Linked DNA regions of Homo sapiens: region 1 is linked to region 2. Evidence: chromatin loops called from intact Hi-C (ENCODE). Cell type or tissue: chondrocyte. All regions are shown on one strand.

The links. A loop is a pair of places that touch in the nucleus more often than their neighbours do. Peaks named below come from ENCODE experiments on the same cell type or tissue, not always from the same donor. Only the 100,000 strongest peaks of a DNase experiment are listed, where the experiment ranks them.
Region 1: a loop joins it to region 2, with 5 times the contacts of the local background. A loop is called at or near these places in 9 of 110 quality-filtered maps.

The regions. Positions count from the first base shown.
Region 1 is chr5:55,170,675-55,173,174 of GRCh38, reverse strand. It overlaps CDC20B (cell division cycle 20B), which reads left to right. Exons shown (of 12, transcript NM_001170402.1): 1 at 1-237; 2 at 525-587. The coding sequence starts at 175. It overlaps MIR449B (microRNA 449b), which reads left to right and starts at 2,433; the gene lies at 2,433-2,500. It overlaps MIR449C (microRNA 449c), which reads left to right and starts at 822; the gene lies at 822-913. RefSeq lists a silencer at 1-274. In chondrocyte, a CTCF peak has its summit at 943 (motif pointing left); a DNase peak (open chromatin) is centred at 162.
Region 2 is chr5:55,533,159-55,535,658 of GRCh38, reverse strand. PLPP1 (phospholipid phosphatase 1) reads left to right here and starts at 695. Exons shown (of 6, transcript NM_003711.4): 1 at 695-1,087. The coding sequence starts at 1,030. It also overlaps the pseudogene RNF138P1. RefSeq lists an enhancer at 173-242 and a silencer at 473-1,112. In chondrocyte, CTCF peaks have their summits at 315 and 1,198; DNase peaks (open chromatin) are centred at 778, 898 and 1,297.

The DNA.
Region 1 (2,500 bases), 360 kb after region 2:
GCGGCGGTGGGAGGAGTGGGGGACCTGGAGGGAGGTGGTGAAATAGAATGGTCCTGGGGGACGGGACTCCAGGGGTTTGACGATTAGGCGTCAAGACTGACTTAGACCTGGGAAGAAAACCAGAGGCAGTCGAGCAGAGAGGCCAAACGCCAGGCAGGGCGAAGTCAGCCGGAGATGGAGTGGAAACTGGAGCGCACCGCGCCTCGGAGGGTCCGCACGGAAGAGGAGATGCTGTGGGTGAGTAACACCCTTTTCTGCATTCTCCCTAACTCTCTAATGCGGGGCCGAAGGCCCCGTTCATAATATCTGTTTAGGACCAAGAGGTGGTACGAAACTCTAAGCCCTGGTCGTAAATTTGAGTGATGTAATTTAGTTATATTCTGAAGGTGCCTAGTTGCCAAAAAAAAAAAAAAAAAAAAAAAAAAGTGTAATCTGACAAGCACAAGATCTAGAAAAATTCCACACCTGAAATTATGATTTTCCTAAATAGTTTCTCCCTCAATATGTTATCTGTGTTTTCAAAGGAAAGTATCATGCGTGTGCTCTCCAAAGACTTGAAGCAGAAGAGAAGTCAAGATTCCGCCAACGTGAGTCCAGGGCTTGTTCTTGTTCTCTGTTTTAATTCTGATCTTGAACAAACGAATTCTTGGTAAATAATGTATTTGTAGGAAGTTTGAGCTGGTCTGAAAATATGAGAATTTTAGTATCTTATTACATACTAAAAAAAATTTCTTTATGAAACTGAAGATCCCAGACAAATAATGCAATCGTTTGCATCTGAATCGTACTTTCTAGTTTCTGCCTCCACAGCAAAGGATAAAGCTGGGATGTGTCAGGTAGGCAGTGTATTGCTAGCGGCTGTTAATGATTTTAACAGTTGCTAGTTGCACTCCTCTCTGTTGCATTCAGAAGCACGCCCCCCAAAGAAATGGAAATGGTGCCATCTTGTGGACAATGTGGAGAAGTGGCATAAACCATGGTTCTTAACGTGAGCAATTTAAAGTTGATCCAATGTAGTACCTGTTCTCCTTGAAAGACCAAACCCAAAGGTCTTTAGTGTCTCCTGTAATCAGTGTAAAAGGAAACAAATTTAAATGGTTTTATAAACGTGTTTCATAAAGAGCCTTCATCTGCTTTAAATCTCTGTCACCATTTACCATGCTTCTCTCTAGGCTCAATAGTTCATCTTCCTTTGACCTGTACGCAGAGATTCTAGTTCCAAATCCACCACCATTTTAATAGATTTTTCTAGATCTTATATAAATTTTGCAACTAGGCACTGTGGCTCATGCCTGTAATCCCGGCACTTTGGGATGCTGAGGCAGGAGGATCACTTGAGGCCAAGACTTCAAGACCAGCCTGGACAACACAGGGAGACCTTGTCTTTATAAAAAAACTGCAAAAATTAGCTGGGCATGATGACATGTGCCTGTAGTCCCAGCTACTTGGGAGCCTGAGGCAGGAGGATTGCTTGAGCCCAGGCGTTCAAGGCTGCAGTGAGCTATGATTGCACAACTGCACTCCAGCCTGGAGGACAGAGCCAGACCCTGCCTCTTAAAAAAAAAAATTCAGTATTCAAGTGGTAACATCCTATATTGAATACATAATTGCATTTTCAGAACTCGATTACTAATGTCATTTCTAGTAGGAGAAAACTAATTGCATTTAAGCCCTTACATTTCTTAAATACTTTAATGTTGATTTTTTCCCCCAAACACTGCTGCAGTTTTGTGTCGTGCACAGCTTATGTATTATCACGACTCCTAGATATTTTACTGTCTAATACAGACAAGTAGTCTTTGGATCAGTAAACAGAAGTGATTTGAAAAGCTATAGTTAAGTAACTTTTTATTTATTTTTTTGAGACAGAGTCTCACTTTGTTGCCCAGGTTGGAGTGCAGTGGTGCAATCTCGGCTCACTGCAAACTCCAGCTCCCGGGTTCAAGTGATTCTCATGTCTCAGCCTCCTGAGTAGCTGGGATTACAGGCAGCACCACCACGCTGGGCTAATTTTTGTATTTTTAATAGAGACGGGGTTTCACCATGTTGGCCAGGCTGGTCTTGAACTTGTGACCTTAGGGGATCAGCCAACCTTGGCCTCCCAAAGTGCTGGCATTACAGGCATAAGCCACTGCGCCCAGCCTACAGTTAAGTAACTTTTAAAATTCATTTGTACTGTAGAACATATTTTTATCCAAGCATTTAATTTGGAAAACCTAAATGTAAGTATTCTGAAAGTTTTAAAGTTTTTGTTTAACTTTTATGTTTTTGACTAGATTCAAGCAAATATTGATTTTATTTCTTATAGTCTTGAAGTAATACATTTTGTGTATAAGTTTTCTTTAATGTGACTATTAAGATTAGAGTTCTGCCACTATGTTTCATGTTACAAATTTAGCCTCAGTGACTGCCTGGGCCACGAGAATCGGCAGTGACCTGAATCAGGTAGGCAGTGTATTGTTAGCTGGCTGCTTGGGTCAAGTCAGCAGCCACAACTACC
Region 2 (2,500 bases):
TTCTACAACAAAGGTGTAATATAAGGAATCTAATCCGATATTAAATATCAAGAATTCAACGGTGATCAGGTATCGAGGATGGATGATTTAGCATGCTTCTTGCTAACATTTGGGCTCAGCCAGGACACAGGGAGGTCAACGTTGAGGCCTAAGTGAGAAAGGGCTCAGAGGTACCAAACTAAAGGAGAGCGTCTCTGTTCCTGCCTACTCTGACCTCTTTTCCCCCCTTAAACTCAGTGGTAACAATCTGACCTGTTTATTACCTCATCCCCATGGAAGGGGTGGGGAGTGGCAGGCAGCCGGTGCTCTAGGATCGTTGGGTAGGGAGCCTAGCTCTCTGAAAGCAGCAATGCCTAGTGGGGGTACCGAGGCCGAGTTCGGAGACCACCTGAGCAATTGCGGTCCAGAGCAAAGCCCCCTGGATCGGAACGGGAGCCGCCCCCACGCCCCGCCCGGCTGCCGAGAGCCGCACTTCTGGGCGGATGCCGCAGGTCGGGAGGGATGAGGCCGACGGCGCTGATTGGCTGACCGCCGCGGCCTGGGGTTTCCCTGGCCCCGCCCCTGCTGCACTCCCCCCGCCCGCGAACCCGCGCGCTGCCCGGTCCTGCGCTGCTCAGCGGGAGGGGCTGGACCCCGCGTTCCTCCTCCCTGCCGGTCCCCATCCTTAAAGCGAGAGTCTGGACGCCCCGCCTGTGGGAGAGAGCGCCGGGATCCGGACGGGGAGCAACCGGGGCAGGCCGTGCCGGCTGAGGAGGTCCTGAGGCTACAGAGCTGCCGCGGCTGGCACACGAGCGCCTCGGCACTAACCGAGTGTTCGCGGGGGCTGTGAGGGGAGGGCCCCGGGCGCCATTGCTGGCGGTGGGAGCGCCGCCCGGTCTCAGCCCGCCCTCGGCTGCTCTCCTCCTCCGGCTGGGAGGGGCCGTAGCTCGGGGCCGTCGCCAGCCCCGGCCCGGGCTCGAGAATCAAGGGCCTCGGCCGCCGTCCCGCAGCTCAGTCCATCGCCCTTGCCGGGCAGCCCGGGCAGAGACCATGTTTGACAAGACGCGGCTGCCGTACGTGGCCCTCGATGTGCTCTGCGTGTTGCTGGGTACGTACGCGCCGCCGGGTCCGAGGGGCGTGTGCGGCTGTCCCGGGAGGGCTTTAGCGCAGAGCCGCGACGGGCAGCGGGGGTGTGTTGCCTGACGCGTGCGCAGCTGTGGGGCGACACACGGGGGCGGCTTCTGCAGCCGAGGGACCCCGCTTTGCAGCCTGCACCCCGGCTCCCGCGTGCCCGCCGCTGTCTGTCGCCCGCCGGTGCGATGAGCCCAGCCCTGCTTGGACGCTGTTCACGCCTCTGCGCTCCATACCTTGCTCCTGTCCTCTGTTTGCAGTTCCACTCTAGCAGAGCAGGGTGGGCTCCTCCCCTCTGTACGGTAGAGGAGCCTGGTCACTGGCCCATCTCAGTAGTGAAACTGGAGGTTTGATGCACAGGGGATTCTCAGTAGCAGGCGCCAGTGCCTGATTTATCGTGAGAAGCAGTTTAATATTTCGGCTATAAAAGGCTAGAACTAGTTCCTAATTAGAAGGTGTGCCAGGTTGTAAATTGTCAGGTTGCAAGTAGGGATGAGCACGCCAAGTTTTTGCGTATAGGTCTAAAGAAGTTTTGGGGGTGGGGGAGGATGCGGTACCCCAGACCTGTTTCCTTGTCTGCCCAGACCTTGCCATGGTGTAGCTTTCCATCTCTTGTGACAGTGTCTCAAGGAGCAGTAGACATTCTTTGGCTGCAGCAGATTTCGCATTGTCTTCCTGATTGGAAGAGTTCAGTTATGAGGCTTCTGGTTGCCAGTTACTCCTTTCTTTTGAAGAGAAAGAACTGGAATCATTTGGATAAGGGATGGGCGTTGGAAGGAGTAGTTTTCACTTTTTATGTATTGTATAAGGCAGTTATGCTGTGAACTATTTATATATGATGGAATAAACAAAAACAAAGCAAGAGCTGCTGGAGGTTTGGATAGTCCTACTCATGTTGAAGTAATCAGAATAGTAGTAGTATTGGCAAGTTCTCAGGGTGGGAGATCTGTGGCTTTAGCCACCTGGATGGAAGTCTGCGTAATGGTTTCTCAGTGACAGGAGATTCCCTCGGTTTTAATCCAGTAGTTCCTAGTTATTCCACTCTCCAGTTTCCAACCGGGTCATTTAGGCCCTTGCAATCTTGTGGAATTCTTATAAATTCTGTTACCAGGTTTTGTTGTTGTTGTAAGGAAAAATTCCATTTTGTTATCTTTTTTTTTTTTTTTTGGATACAGTCTCTCTCTGTCACCCAGGCTGGAGTGCAGTGGCGGGATCTCGGCTCACTGCAGCCTCTGCCGCCTGGGTCCAAGTGATTATCCTGTCTTGGCCTCTCTAGTAGCTGGGATTACAGGCACCGCCACCATGCCTGGCTAATTTTTCTGTTTTTAGTAGAGACAGGGTTTCTCCATGTTGGCCAGGCTGGTCTCGAACTCCTGACCTCAGGTGATCC